Linked DNA regions of Homo sapiens: region 1 is linked to region 2. A link is a loop called in an ENCODE intact Hi-C map of the cell type or tissue named here. Cell type or tissue: heart right ventricle. All regions are shown on one strand.

Region 1 (8,000 bases), 330 kb after region 2:
GCAAAGCCCTGCAGGAGTTAATAGTTTGGTGTGGGATTTGCTTCCGTAAGCAGACGGTGAGCAGGCTGCAATGCAGGTAAGTACAGGGTGCCACAGGAAGATAGACAAGTAGCTCGTCACCCACCTGACAGAGGCAAGGAGAGATTTAGGAAAATCTTCCCAGAAGGGGTGATAATTGAGCTAAACTCTGGAGGGTTAAAAGGGGTCAGCCTGTCCAGGAAGCAGAGAGGGGCTTCCAAGAAGAAGGAGTCATTTGCTTAAAGTCCCAGGTTGAGAGAGGGCAGAGTGGGCCAGGACAGTGGCAGGGTGGGCTTTATGACTGCAGCTGTGGGTATGAGGAGGAGACTAGGAGTGAGAAATGAGGCCAGGAAGGCAGGCAGGGGCTGGGTCCTGAGGGACATGGGCAAGCTGCTTCCAGGAGATGGATGAAATGAGCGTGTGCTCCTTGAAGGAGTCTTCCTGGCTGTGCCCACCAACGGGCAGGCAGTGGCGGCCCCCGTCGGTCAAAGCTGTGTCATCGCTCAGAGGCTTGCTAAGCTGCAAGTCATGCAGGTGCAGGCAGAGGCGGGGGCAGGAGGGCAGAGGTTCTTAGCCAGCATGATGGGGCACAGCTATGTAATTCTCGGGTGGTTTGGGGATAGGAGGATTCTTTCCACACACTCTGACGCTGTCACTCCAAAGTCAGGCATTTCTTCACTTGACAATGGGCACCTGTAGGATGGATGGGGCATGGCAGCCATATCTGCAGCTGTATGCCAGTTGCATTTGGTGCAGAGAGCAGAGGGCAACACTGCTCTAAATTCAATGGCTCTGGAAAGGAGGTGGGGTGAGAGGCAGGAGAGGTGATGACATTGGCATGTGGGTCCTGGCTCCTAAATACCGTGGCTCGCTTTACAATCTGCCGGGTCTTGCATGTCCAAGGAAGTACGCAACCTCGATGTGATGGTCTAAGAGAATATTTTATTGCTACTTGCTATTATTGAGAATTGAAAATGGATCTGACTGGGCAGAGAACACACCAATCCCATCACATCATCCCTGCCACCCATACAGCAGTCTGCTGCTCCCTCTTCATACAAAGTCCTTTATCTGTTTGGCTGCTGGGGTTTGAGAGAAGCAGCAGCATGGCAGGGATTGTCATTTGCTTTGAATTTATTCAGCTCTGATCTATTGGGGTGGTACCATGGTCTCCCCAAATTCAGACAGAAAGGGAGTAGTGAGGATAAGACCCCTTGGTGGGGAGCTTAATGTGGACTAGCGGCTCATCCTGCATGTCCAGGAACTGGATGGCTCCAAGCCAACTGTCTTCCTCAGGGGCAGGGTCTTCTTTAGATCCCCAACACTGCAGTCTCGGCACCTTGCTACTGCCCTGATTTCCACAGACTGGCAGGACGTGATGCATGCCACATTGCACCAGAGTGATCACAGCTGTGGACAATTCTACTAAAACTACTTGCAACTCAGCCACCTGCGCAATCATTTTCTCCCTTTTTGCTACCCTTCTTCTCAATCTTTCACTTCCCTCTCACATTTTGCTAGGCAAAAGAATGACCTAAATTAAGTGCTCCTTCCCTTACCTACTCCTTTAACCCCTCTTTTCCGTTCTCCCTTTCAGCTCTCTCTCACCCGGTTCTTCTCATCCCCCTTCCTCTTCCTGTTCTGCAGCCAGCTGTGCTGGGTCGAGGGGTCAAGGGAGTGACTAAAGTGCCGTGTGTCCTTGTTGGTGGGTTTGACACTTTATCCTCCAAATGCTAAACGGTGCCTCTGCCATCGCACAGTGCCACCAGGTGCCTTGCCCTGTGGTTTACGTTATGCACTGGGGGCACCTTTCACATACAATACAAAGTCCACGGGGCCACTGGAGTTGTGCAGCTCAGCCACCTTGGTTTCAATGTGGCACTCAGAAGCCTCCAAAGCAACAAATCTCTTAGGGGAAAATGGTGGCCTCTTGGTGGAGACCAGGTTCTCAGATGGACGTCTAAGTCTGTGAAAAATGCCTCTATGTACCCAAGTCTCCCTGTTACTGTTAACCTGAGGCTCAGAGCCTTCTGACTCAAAAATCTTCCTACTTAGGCTGGGTGCAGTGGCTTACACCTGTATCCCCAGAACTTAGGGAGGCCAAGGCAGGTGGATCACTTGAGCCCAGGAGTTTGAGACCAGCCTGGCCACCATGGTGAAACTGCTTCAGAGGCTGAGGCACAAGAATCGCTTGAACCTGGGAGGTGGAGGTTGTAGTGAGCCTAGGTGGTGCCACTGCACTCCAGCCTGGGTAATAGAGTGAGACCTTGTCTCAAAAAACAAACAAACAAACAAACAAACAAACAAACACCTTCCTGATCCCCCCTCTCCAGCCTCGCCATCCACTGCTTCCCATGTGACCATGTCTCTGGACAGATGGATGGTCTGGACAGGCCATGTGCTGGCCTGGCTCCACACCCAGCTTCTGAAGGTCTTCTTGATGGCAGCACCTTCTCTCTAGATCGGAATCCATCCTCCTGTCCATCCCTGCTCAGCAACACCCTTGCACCATTCTCCAGACTCTTTTAGAGTCTGCTCCCCTCATTGGGGACAGTTCACTGGTTTCCACTACAGTTAGAAAGAAATCCCTCCTCCTGATCCTTATGAGGCCCTGTGTGCTTTGACCCCAGCCTGGCTCTCCCACCTCCTGCTCCTGCCCTTGTCCACTCTCCTCCCACCACATTGGCCTTCTGCTCGCATGCTCACCACCCTCACACCCCTCTCAAGGCCCCGCACTTGCTGCTGTGACTTCTGCTTGAAGAACTCTTCCCCCAGATATCAGGGGCTGCCAGGAAGTGAGATCTGTAAGGGCAGAAGCCTTTTCTTTTGGCAGAGTCACAATTGCATTCCAAGTGGCTTAGAACAGTGCCCGCCTGGCACATGGTGGGCGACGGGTAAATAAACACTGAATGAAAGGTGTAAGCACACGCTGCCCTATGTTGTCTGTCTCTTTCTTCCTTGCTCCATCTTTCCTTTTCCATCCTCCCCCGAGGGGAAGCCTCCTGAGGGCAGAGATCTGCTCTGTGTCAGACATCCCCCTCAGCATCCAGCCTAGTGCCTCCAGCAAAGGTGCTTCTGTCAACATTTGTTGACAGAATGGAGACCAAGCTAGTGGGAACAGTTCTTTCACGCCTTTCCCACCAGGCGGGCTCAGCAGCCTCCCAGGCAGACAAAGAGTAACCCTTGTCCTCCCAGGCCGCTGGTCCTTTGGTTCGGCAAGCCTGCCAGCAGCACAGCCTCGGGGACGTCTGCTCCTTTTGCAGCAGAGCAGATCTTCACCTGGGTTTCCTTCCCACCATCACTTTCTGAGCTGCTCAGCGTCAGAAAAAGGGTATCTGGCCTCCTGGAACTACAACTGTCCCATCATCACACACCTAATCCTAGGAGAAAGCAGTGTTCTGCTGAAGTAACTGCTGGATTTAAAAAGTGAGATCTTCTAGAAAGATGTATTAAAAGATCATGACTTTGGCTGCTGTATTTCAAAGACCAGGCAGGCATTTAGGTGACAGAGTTAAATATTCCAAACTTACCTCATCCTCTCTCTCTCTGTCTCTCAAGGGTAAACATTCCATTCCTCTTCCAAAACCCAGTGCTTCTCCATATTTGGGAATCTGGAATGGGTACTAGGGGCACAGCCCTGTCTCCTCTCGGTGTCTGCTGGGAGCTGTAGTCACCAGAGAATGTCGGCTGCTTTTCTCTGGCCAGCAAGCAGGCTCTCCTTTCTCAGGAGGACATCTGAAAGCAGGAAAGCTGTACACAGTGAGATGCGAGGGTGCTATTAGGAGGCTTGCCTTCTATTTTCAGCTCTCCATGAGCTAGTTTTGAGCAAGGCCTCACTCTTTTCATGGCTCAGTCTCCCAAACTGTAAAATGGGCATAATTCTCTCTCTCTTTTCCTGGCTGCCTGATTGTTTGTTGGGTGGAGTAATTAGGCAGCACCCATTCAGTGCTTTGAGTTCATTCTAGAAAAGAGTGCTTTATAAATAACACTTGTTATCTCTAAAGGGGAAAATATTAATGGCCTAGATACCTCCATAAACTGACACTTTGCCTATAAGTCAAAAAAGATGCCGTGGAATTCCTTGTATGTGCCTTCCACTCACCCTGGGTTTAAATGGTTTCCCTGCATCTCCTTCTATTTTGTATCATCTCTAGTTTCATATCCTCAAGAATAAACAGTCTCCCTCCTTCCTCTCTGAAAAAAATAAAAAAAGAGTAAGACAGACCAACTCTGCCCTATGCCAAACACACAAGAACATTGTGAAGAAGAAACCACCTAGATCAGACTGGAGCTCCGAGAACTTTATCTCCTTCTTCCCAACTAGTGCATGAGAACTCAGTCTCCACGCAAGAGGCTGACCTTTGTTCCCATAGAAAAAGGCACACAGATTTCATTGCAGCAGGAAGGATTTTTGAAAGATCTTAATAAGGACTCCCCTTTCTGGAGACTTGAGAGAAGAGTTTTGACACCCAGCACCTTCTCTTTGAGGAGAGAGTCTGGTACAGTGCAGTGGAAACAGCAGCAGAGGTGGAATCAAACTGGTTAGGATCCCAGCTCTGAGACTCAGGCAAACATGTAACCTCTCCGGCCTTAGTTTCTTCAGCTATAAAATTGAGACAATAATATAATCTAGAGGTTTTTTTATAAAGTACTGCACAAAGATCAGTCGTTATAAGAGGCAGTATGATGCAGTGGTTAATAACAAGGAATTTTCAAGTCAGAGATACCTGGATTAGAATTCCACCTGGATTAGCTGTGGAAATGTGATCAAACTACTCAGCCTCTCTAAGCCATAGTTCTATGATGTTTAACATGGGGATAATGAGCATTAAATGAAGCAATGCATCAATGCATGTAATGGACCTAGCATGGAGCCTGGCACACACTAATTTCTCGATAAATATCGTTATGACTATTATCATTGTCACTGCAATCATTTTTACGTATCTTATGCTTGATCATCTCACTTCATGATAATCAAATCAAATAATGTGAAAGTGCTTTTTAAGTTGTAAAGTACCACACAAATGTGAAGGATGAGGAGAATGAAGCATACAAAGGAGGGAGCTGGGCACCCCAGAGTTCTCCTTGCAGCTTCAGGACTATATGGGATCAAGGACGTATACTTGCTTTTTAGCTACAGAGAACTGTAAACAGCTAAGTCATTATTAGTAACAGCGGGATTGTTTGATTTCTTGTTTTAGGTAGTAATTCCAATATCCAATTGAAGAATAGAAAGGACTCCCCTGACGCACCATGGGTAAGTCAGGGTGCAGAGTGGCATAACTCTGTGTAGCTACGCATGCTCATTGTGTGTGCTTGTGGAGGGATATGCAGCACAGTGCTAAAAGTTCTTATTAGGAGTGGTAGGATTTCAGATGATTCTCATTCTCTTTGTACTTTTGTGTCTTTGAATTATTTTTACTTTAGGTATGTATCATTTAAGCAAAAACAAAAGACAAAAGACAGTGGATACTGAACAACCAGATTCCCGTTTGTAAAACCTTGGATCCATAGTTTCCTCTAATCCCACAGAAGGTTTTCTCAGGTATGGAAAATGGAGTTTCTGAAAACCAGGAGCAGCTGGCGAAAATCATAATGACAAATGCCTGTGACAGGAAGTCAGAGGGGAAGGAGTCCCTTCAAGATGGCCCTGGGAAGGGAAGAAGAGAGATGCCTTTTCATCTCTGTTTATTTCATAGGCTATAATAACATGGTGGTTTCAATCATAGGCTGTGTACACATGAGTTTCCTTGTTTGCTATGGTAACATGTCATTCCTGTTTTTCCATCTCTGTTTTTCTGATCCCTTAGACTCTGGCTGTCAGAGAGGAGAACTATGAACTCACCTACTCATTCATGCTGCCCAGGTAATCACCTCTGTCATGAGCGATTAGGGGAAGGGTGTGTGGAGTCTACCTGTAATATATTTCCACTGTCCCGCTACATTTCAGAACCAGATGCACAAAGAACAAACAAGTTTCCCAGCAGGACTCAAAATAGAAGGGATGGTGACTGCATGCCTTACCATTCGGGATCCTCTTCTTCCCGGAGAACTCCGCGCAGGCAGGTCTGTACCTGCTTAGAGGCAGCCTGTCTGTTGAGCAGCCCATCCTCAGTGAGGGACGATAAGAGACTGGGGCTGGGGGGATGGGCAGAATCTTTGCTGTTGCCACAAACTGGGAGTGTCCGCAGAAAACTGAATGTGTCTGGACTTCGCCATCAAAACCCATGTTAGTGTGGCGCAGGAACAAGGTAGGCTGCCACATCCGGCCTGGCACACTGTAAAACTGCACACCTCCAGGGGGCGCCACCCCCACCCACACGATGTGCGATATGATTAACACCTCCAAGAGTTGTGCCCTGTGAATCCCAGGAAGGGTCATTCTTTTTTCTTTCTTTCTTTCTTTCTTTTTTTTTTCTGAAACAGAGTCTTGCTCTGCTGCGCAGGCTGGAGTGCAATGGTGCAATCTCAGCTCACTGCAACCTCCGCCTCCTGGGTTCAAGTGATTCTCCTGCCTCAGTCTTCCGAGTAGCTGGGATTGTAGGCACCCACCAACATGCCCAGCTAACTTTTATATTTTTAGTAGAGACAGGGTTTCACCAGGTTGGCCAGGCTTTTCTCGAACTCCTGACCTCAGGTGATCCACCCACCTCAGCCTCCCAAAGTGCTGGGATTATAGGGATGAGCCACCACACCTAGCTGGAAGGGTCATTTTTCCTGAACATCCTAACTTGCAGAGAAAGGTCTTTACAAAACCAAGTAGACTGGAGCTTGGCTGAGTAGCCCTTAACTTTTGAAGTGAACTGAAATGTCATTGATTAAAAATATACACAGACACCTGTTTTCCTCACTTCACCGACTTTTAAGTGTTGCATCTGGTGTCCTTCTTACTCTACTCCGGAAACAGATGCCGAGTGGGGCCTCAGTTTCTCCTTGACTGTAGTATAAAGCTCCTTCCAACTCTAAAATTCTGTGGCTCAGAGTGACTGAGTTTATTAGATTATTTCTAGGAAATAAGGAAAAGAACTCTAGTTGCAAATTGCTCATAGACAAGAAGTCAGGCTGGGCAGATCAATATCTGGAAACACCTGCCAGTGTCTGTCTTTTTGCAGGCCTGGGCCAGGGCACGGACCTTCTCAGCTTCCAACCTTTTCACACAGTGCTTACCAGCAAGGGTGCCTGAAAGTCAAGGCCATATGACACTGAAGAGCACAAGGGAGGTGGGGTCCCTCTGCAGCATTACATGCTATTATTTCACACCAAGCTAGATGGCACCAGGATCCCAGAATGAGTGGGACCCTGTCCCTGCCCACAGGAGAACACAGTACAGTAGGGGAATGACACAAATAACTATAAGGAACTGTGGAAACTTGGAAGGACCCACAGGTGAGGCATCAAGAAAGCAAAGCACAATTGGGAAAGAGTGATTTGCCTGAATCAGGTAGGATCAGGAAAGACTCTGGGAGGAGAGAGCATCTTTATACCCTTCCACAATAGAGCCAGGGCTGAATTATCCCCAGTGCACACCCATTACTGGTTTCGTTTTTCAGGCTTGGAGAGGGAATGAATTGATCTGGCATCGTGAAGATTTGTTCAGCCTTCCCTGAGTGCATCTTCTGACTCCTGGGGTAGGTAAGAAATGGAGGGGCTCCTGGAGTCACCTTCAAGGCAGATGAAGAGGAGCTATGGAGGCCCTTTGAAGCATGGCCCCTGGGCATGGGATCTGGTGAGAAACCTCCTTCCCAGCTTTGCCACTGAAACCATGGATTTTAAACTTCGGCAGAGTTTCCAAGCTTTCATTTCCCATCTATCAATAGGGATAATAATAATAATATACCTGTATGACCTTGTTCACAGGTTTGCTGTCAAGGTCAAATAAGACAAGCAAAAGTACCTTGTAGATCCAGTATTATACTAGTTAAGAAGAAAGACTGGAGCCCAGTGGTCCGGATTAAGTCCGCACACCTCCCCCAGCTCCA
Region 2 (8,000 bases):
GATACCCTCTCCCACACCACCCTGCCCCGGGAAAGGACAGGTCCGCGATGGGACAAGGCCAGCCCCCACTGGGCACGTGCTCCACTCCACCAGGGCCACAGCGGGCGGGCTGAGTACCAGCGCTGAGCTGGGTTCTGGGCAGTGCCGGAGCTCAGGGCCTCGGCTGAGGCCCAGGCTCCCGCACACAGGCACCACGTCCCCACAGGCAGGGCCGGTGAAGCTGGGGCATCACGACCACGCCTGAGGTACAAGCCTGGCAGCGGCTTCATGGCTCACACCACACAACCCAACAGGGTTGGCCTTGGCCTGGGCAGCCGTTGGGGAAGGGGCTCTGTGGGCAGACGGCATCCCAGACCCACTTTTGCCCTCTCAAGCCTGAGAGCCCCCATTCCTCGCAGTCCCGTCTCAGGAAAACCCCAGTTGTCACTGGCACCGGCAAGGCCCTGGAGAATCTCCCCTGCCTTTCCAACCAGAGCTCTCCCCCTTGCCCCTCAGTCCTCCTCCTCTGGCGCACAGCCTCCGTGCTGCCCCTGCCCGAGTACCACTGTCGCAGCTCCATGAAGGCCACGCTCAACTGCCACGCTCCCTGCCGCCTCCGTTTCTTCCTCAGCACTTGCTGTGTTATTGTCTGACGCCCCTGCCAGAAGGTAAGCTCCCTAAGGGCTGTGATTTTTTTAATCTGTTTTGTCCACTGACAAATACCCAGCACTTAATACATGGCACTCAGTAGGTGCTCAATAAACAATGGCAGGGACCAGGTGTGGTCATGCATGCCTGTAATCCCAGTGCTTTGGGAGGCTGAGGACAGAAGATTGCTTAAGGCCAGGAGTTAGAGGATGCAGTGAGCCGTGATTGCACCAGCAACAAAGCAAGGCCCTGCCTCTACAAGAAACTTTTTTTTTTTTTTTGAGACGGAGTCTTGCTCTGTCACCCAGGCTGGAGTGCAGTGGCGCGATCTCGGCTCACTGCAACCTTCGCCTCCTGGGTTCAAGCAAGTCTCATGCTTCAGCCTCCTGAGTAGCTGGGATTACAGGCGCCCGCCACCACACCCGGCTAATTTTTGTATTTTAAGTAGAGACGGGTTTCACCATGTTGGTCAGGCTGGTCTCGAACTCCTGACCTTGTGATCCTCCTGCCTTGGCCTCCCAAAGTGCTGGGATTACAGGTGTGAGCCACTGTGCCCTGCCTCTACAAAAAACTTTTAAAGGGAGCCAGGTGTACCGCACGTACCTATAATCCCAGCTACACAGGAGGCTGAGGTGGGAGGACTCCTTGAGGCCAGGAATTCAAGGCTGCAGTGAGCTGTGATCATACCACTACACTCCAGCCTGGGCAACAGAGCAAGACCCCGTTTCTTAAAAAAAGTTTTAATTGCATGAATGAATGAATGGGCCCTGTACCTAGCTCCCAGTAAGTGTTCAATAGATGCCAGCTATTGTTATTTCTCCCATTAAATCTTCTATTTTTTCTGTGCTTGCAACTTCCCTCTGGCTTTTTTGGTTTTGGCTGCTGCTCCCACCCTCGGTCAGCTGTCAAATCTCACCTTATGTTGCAAATACAAGCGTTTTGCCTACCCTCTGCCATTGCCGCCACCCTGGTGGGGGTCCCCTTAGCTCTCATCTGATGATGACAGCCCCACTCCCTGCCGTCCAGTCTACTCGGCCACCTTCACAGCACAGACCTCAGAGCAGGGCAGGGTTGGGAGAAGTGACGTGCTAAGGAGTGGGCACGTTCTTAGAAGCTGTGCTCTGGGGGTTTCACGGCCTCCCTGGAGTCTGTCCATGGAACATGCAGTAAGGCTGCCACATCACTTCTCTTCAAAACCTCTCAAGTGCTCATCTCTGCTTAAGTGACAAGTCATGACCCAGCCTGAAAGTACGTCTGACTTAACTTCCACGCTTCCTAGGCAAACTCAACTACTCACTGTAGCTTTTTTTTTTCTTTTTTTTTTCAAGACATAGTCTCACTCTGTTCCCCAAGCTGGAGTGCAGTGGTACAATCTCAGCTCACTGCAACCTCCGCTTCCCGGGTTCAAACAATTCTCTACCTCAGCCTCCCAAGTAGCTGGGATTACAGGCACCCGCCACCCCGCCTGGCTAATTTTTATATATTTTTTTTAGTAGAGACGGGGTTTCACCATCTTGGCTAGGGTGGTCTTGAACTCCTGACCTCATGATCCACCTGCCTTGGCCTCCCAAAGTGCTGGGATTACAGGCGTGAACCACTGCACCCAGCCTCACTGTAGCATTTATAGCCGCTGGGCTTTTGCTTAAAAGATGGCCATTCCCTCTTCCCAGTTTCCAAGGAACCAAACATACCCAACCCCCAAGGCCCAGCTCAATTGGAGCTGCAGCCCCAAAGTTTTCCTGATTCCCTGCAGAGCAGAGCACCCAGCTCCTCCAGCACCTCATCACTCCCCCAGCACCGAATCTGTGCCTCGCTCGTTCCCGAAGCTTATCCACCTTGCTTCAGTTACGGACACGTCCTCTCTCCCTCTGGCCACCAGCCGAGTAGCAACAGGAATCTTTCCTGATCCGTCTGTGTCCAGCCGAGTGAACGGACTCACCAAAGAAACCCCGGCAGCCAGAGCCTCTACCTTGCCCCTCTTTCCAGGCTCGCCAGGGACTAGATTCACAGTCCCTGTCACCTGCAGGCTAAGTGAACTGCCATGATCACTTTTGCAGGTGCCACTTGAGTCAACCCCGGTTTCTCAGTCTAGAGGCAAAGGCCGGCATGGAGAAGAGCGAGAGAAAAACACCAGGGCAGACTGGGGCTACAGTCACCCCCACAGCAGTGCTGACAGCAGAGCTGTGCCTGTCCACTCCTGCCCTTCCTGGACCTTCCCAAAGGGATCTGGGGTTTCTCCTCAGTTCAGGGCGAGCCAGAAGATATGCTGGCTGGATTAGAAGGCAGAGACATTCTCAGACACCTCCCCCCACCCCCCACCCCCACCCCCACCCCGGTCTAGTGGGGAACTCCAGCCACGTCCTCAAGCACCTGATCTAAGACAGGCGGGAGGCAGAAGGCTGGGTCAGCTGTTGGTCTCCCCCACAGCCACCAGAGGGCAGTGCAACCCTTGAGCTTGGAAGGCCTGGACCAGGGTCCGGGGATCCCTGCAGGCTTTCAGGGCAGGGATTCTACCTGCGTCAGAATCCTCTGGGCAGTCTCCCGCCCTAAAACAGCCTGATGCAGGCAGCTGGAGTAGGGCCCAAGGCCTGCATTTGGAAAAGGTTTCTCGTGTAATTCCAATGTGCACACTACTGAAAGCCAGCGTCGCAGGGCTGGATCTGGAAGTGGGTGAGCCTCCACTCGCCCCCAGCCTCCACTCGGGACAGCCCCTGTCCATAGAAGCAGCCCCTTGGCAAAGGGGAGTGGAGCTGGAGGCTGGAGGAGAGTGCAGGGATCAGCAACAGGAAAGGTGAACAGTCTGGAAACCATGGTGACCTGGAGTCAGTGCCCTACAGTGGGAGGGCGGCTGAGGCCCACCTCAAGAAGGGGCCTGGCCCCATGTCCCAGTGGTAACATGGCCACAAGCTGTGTGATCTGGAGCTAGTCATTTACCCTTTGCTGGACCTGGGTTTCCTCACCTGGAAATGAGGTTCCAAATACTTCTGTGTTCTTGTATAGGTAATCACGGAGCATAATGTATGAAAGGAAATATGTCAGGTATAGACAGTGCAAAAGTCACTGTGAAACCAGTGGGCCTCAATCAATGGGACAGTCAGCCAGGCCTGCTTGGGGAGGCAGGGGCCGCACCGGTAGTGCCACCTGGGGGCTTTGCCCAGACCCAGCAATGCCCAGACCAACCAATCAGAATCTCTGGAGGTGAGATGCAGGCACCAGCATTTAAAGCTCCAGGTCCTTGAAATGATACAAGGCCAAGTGTGAGAACCCCTTGGGTTATATAATCCAGACAAGTGGTCTGCAATCTTTGTATCAGAATCACATTTGGAAAATTGGATAAAAACACCATTCTATGTTGGTCCAGACAAGGGACTCAAGACCAGTACATGAGATTCTGTCTCAACAGAAAGGAAGAACTTTCTAACAGAGTCACCCAAAAATGGTAGGCAGTGAGTTCAGCAGCACTGGAGGGAATCAAGTAGAGACCAGTCAAGTGATTAAGTGATACCAGCGTACGTGGCAGCTGAAACTGCAGAGGCAGAGTGATCCCGGGGGTCCCTTCCAGCCCTGAGGCTCCCTGAATGTTACTGGCGACAGAGAAGCCCAGCTTTGGGGAAGGAGGTGGGGCCGGCCGCCTACCTGCCTCTATTCTTCCCAAGCGGGAGTGGCTGCTGCGGTTGCCATCAGTCTGCAGCTCATCGTAGCCCTCCCACTGGGGAGCCAGCACTGGCAGCTCGTGGCCCAGTGCGTCCAGCTCTCTGCGGAAGCTGTTGTCAGAACAGCTTTGGAGGAAGCCAAACACCAGTAGGTTTGTGATGCACTCATCCCTGAGGCTGGAACCGTTGTTGACCTGAGGGGAAAGGGGAGTCAGGAAGCCGGGACTTCAGCCAGGCCAGAGGCCCCTCCTGCAAAGAGCTCCAGTTGCAGCTGGCCCAAAGAGCCTCACAGGTCCCAGAGAGCTGAGGGACCCTGTGGGCTGGAGGGCCCTGCAGGAGGTCTCAACAGGCAGAGGCAAGGTCTGCAGCCACAGCTTTAAGCAGCACTGCCCGTAGATGGCAGGGAGCGAGCCCCGACTCTGCAGAAAGGGATTCCTCTGCAGAGGAATCTGCTGGACCTCCTGAAACACGCGGCTGGGGAGCTTCCCACTAGGTGAGAAGGCCACAGGCTGTTCCGGGGAGGCGAGCGAGTGTCATGCGGGCATCATCCGCCATCCTGTGCTGGCACGCTTTCTTCAAGTTCCCCTGCAGGCTTCAGCAATCTGAGCCCACCTTTCCTGGCTGTGCTTCCAACAGGCGGAGCCTCTTTCCGCTCATCTCCTTCACGGGCTCAGGAGGGTATTGGGCAGATGGAAGATTTTCAGTAACTACTGCGGAGTGGTGACCACAGCTGGGCACCTGCCTTTGGCCAAGCTTGGTTTACTTTGGGTGGGTGTGTCCTTAATCCGAATCCCACAGGGAGTGGTGGCACTGGCTCCTGCTCTACCCAGAGGGGCTGGGCTCTTGGCCGGCAGCTCTCCAGCTCCCTGGGCAGCACTGGCAGCTGCAGCTTGGCCAGCATCTGTGCCGCCAGAGATGGCAGGGACTGTTCTTGGGGTACTGACTGTGTTTGGGGGCTGTATTCTTACAGGCAAAGGTGAGCCCTGCAGCTGGGTGTGCCCAGACCAGAGAAAGACCTAAGGTGGAAGAGAGAACAAAACACAAAGAAGGGCAGGGACGCTGAGATCTGCGCAGATTCACACAAAAAGACCTCCTGGGCTGCCAGAGAAGGGTGGGAGGGAAGATGGAAGTGTAGGCAGAAATTTATTTCTATTCTCTAAGTCCATAATATTTTTCATTAGAAAAACCAAAAACTTTTAGAGGACAGTTCTTACAGGGCAAATTGTTTTTTTGTTTTTGTTTTTGTTTTGAGATGGAGTCTCGCTCTGTCACCCAGGCTGGAGTGCAGTGGTGTGATCTCGGCTCACTACAACCTCCGCTTCCTGGGTTCAAATGATTCTCCCGCCTCAGCTTCCTGAGTAGCTGGGATTACAGGTGTGCATCACCACGCCCGGCTAATTTTTGTATTTTTAGTAGAGACGAGGTTTCACCATGTTGGTCAGGCTGGTCTCGAACTCCTGACCTCGTGATCCGCCCGCCCCCCAACTCCCCCCAACTCCTTGGCCTCTCAAAGTGCTGGGATTACAGGTGTGACCTACTGCACCCAGCAGCAAATTGTTTTAATGCTTTGCTAGGTGATGCCTGTAATCCCGGCACTCTGGGAGGCAGAGGCAGGAGGATCGTTTGAGCCCAGGAATTTGAGACCAGCCTGGCAACAAGATCCCCATCTCTACAAAAAATAAAAATTAGCCAAGGTGGCATGCACCTGCAGTCCCAGCTACTCATGAGACTGAGGCGGGAAGGTCACTTGAGCCCAGAAGTTTGAGGCTGCAATGAGCCATGATCACACCACTGCACTCCAACCTGGGTGACAAAGTGAAACCCTGTCTCAAAAAAGAAAAAAAAAATGCTTAAAATAAGGAGCTTGGCCGGGCGCGGTGGCTCACGCCTGTAATCCCAGCACTTTGGGAGGCCGAGGCGGGCGGATCACGAAGTCAGGAGTTTGAGACCAGCCTGGCCAACATGATGAAACCTTGTCTCTACTAAAAATACAAAAATTAGCCGGGCCTGGTGGCGGGCGTCTGTAGTCCCAGCTACTTGGGAGGCTGAGGCAGGAGAATCGCTTGAACCCGGGAGGTGGAGGTTGCAATGAGCCGAGATCGCGCCATTGCACTCCAGCCTGGGGGACGAGAGCCAGACTCCGTCTCAAAACAAACAAACAAACAACAAAAATAAATAAATAAATAAATAAAAATAAGGAGCTTGTGTATTGCTGCAGCCATAAAAAAGAATAAAATCATGTCCTCTGCAGCAACACGGATGGAGCTAGAGGCCATTACCCTAAGTGAACTAACTCAGAAACAGAAAATCAAATACTGACTGTTCTCACTTATAAGTGGGAGCTAAACAATGGGTGCCCATGGACACGAAGATGGAGAGAGCAGGCACCGGGCACTTTACAGTAGGGAGGCGGGGGCGGGGGAGCGCAGAAAGAGTCCCTCTCCATGCGATACCGGAAGCCCAGTCCCCACCAGTGCACAATATTCCCATGTGACAAACATGTACACGTGCCCCTGAATCTAAAATAAAATAAAATAAGGTGCTTGTGTATTGCTATTCAGCCTTTACTTCTCCAAAGTTGTTTCTGAAGAGAGGAAAAACTGTATGCAAAATTCCACTGCATCAATTCCTAACAATTCTTGTACGGAGCAGCCGCATGGCACAAGACAGCTTACAAACAGGATGTGCTTCATTCCTGCCTCAAGCGACAGTCCTGGTGACACAGTTAGTGCTGGGCTAAGCTGTGTCACCCAAAAAGAAAAGCGCAAGTCCTAACCCCAAGTACCTGTCAATGTGACCTTATTTGAAAATAAGGTTTTTACAGATGTAATCAAGTTAAGATGAGGTCATATTGGATTAGGGTGGGCCCTAAATCCAATGACTGGTGTCTTTGTAAGAGAAAGGAGAGGGAGATTTAAGCAGAGACACACAGAGAGGACGCCATGTGAAGACAGAGGCAGCCACAGGAGCCAGGAGAGCGCCCCAGAAGGAAGCAGCCGGGCAACATGGGATTCCAGCCTTTGGGCCTCTAGAACCGGGAGGGGATCCGCATCTGTTGTTTAAAGCCACTCTCCTGCTTGGAACCGCCTACAGCAGCCCCAAGAAGCTAACGCAGGCAGCCGCTGCCCAAGGACTTCTTTTTGACCTGCGCTTGGTAAATTGGCATCCAGAATCTGGACACAGAGCGGTGCTGCCACCACAGCAGGTCAGGTTATCAAACTCAAGATCCCACAGAAAATAAAGACTCGAGGCGGCAGGGAGGGAGAGGAAAGAATGGCACCTGCCAGAGGAGGTCTAGGTGCCGCAAGTGACCGTGAAGCCAAGCACTGGGCCCACTGAGTGGACAGCTGTGTGGACAGGCTCCTGTCTGGACCAGTGCCTCAGGGACAGGCTGGGCCGGCCCTGCAGGACAGGAGTGGGCTCGGAAGATGGATGCCATTTAATTCCAAGAATAGGGCTTGTGCTGTGCCAATATGGAATCATGCCCTTTTTTGATCTTCTAGATCCACTTTGTTTTTGGAGACAGAGTCTCATTCTGTTGCCCAGGCTGGAGTACAATGGTGCCATCTCAGCTCACTGCAACCTCTGCCTCCCAGGTTCAATGGATTCTCCTGCCTCAGCCTCCCAAGTAGCTGGGGTTACAGGCACGTGCCACCACGCCTGGCTAATTTTTGTATTTTTAGTAAAGATGGGGCTTCACCATGTTGGCCAGGCTGGTCT

The links. Hi-C counts contacts between places; a loop is a spot of excess contacts. Peaks named below come from ENCODE experiments on the same cell type or tissue, not always from the same donor. Only the 100,000 strongest peaks of a DNase experiment are listed, where the experiment ranks them.
Region 1: a loop joins it to region 2, with 2.6 times the contacts of the local background. A loop is called at or near these places in 52 of 110 quality-filtered maps.

The regions. Positions count from the first base shown.
Region 1 is chr22:18,064,936-18,072,935 of GRCh38, forward strand. It overlaps LOC105372853 (a long non-coding RNA gene), which reads left to right. Exons shown (of 6, transcript XR_001755424.2): 2 at 5,223-5,278; 3 at 5,832-5,887; 4 at 5,972-6,087; 5 at 7,572-7,653. Among named protein-coding and RNA genes, the nearest start is that of PEX26, 9.1 kb to the right of the region's middle. RefSeq lists a silencer at 500-589 and an enhancer at 5,172-6,371. In heart right ventricle, a CTCF peak has its summit at 6,333 (motif pointing right); a DNase peak (open chromatin) is centred at 3,686; H3K27ac peaks cover 2,382 bases.
Region 2 is chr22:17,739,540-17,747,539 of GRCh38, forward strand. BID (BH3 interacting domain death agonist) reads right to left here. Exons shown (of 6, transcript NM_001196.4): 3 at 4,264-4,474. Among named protein-coding and RNA genes, the nearest start is that of MIR3198-1, 21 kb to the right of the region's middle. RefSeq lists a silencer at 2,884-3,178 and an enhancer at 4,756-5,376. In heart right ventricle, a CTCF peak has its summit at 3,085 (motif pointing right); a DNase peak (open chromatin) is centred at 3,070.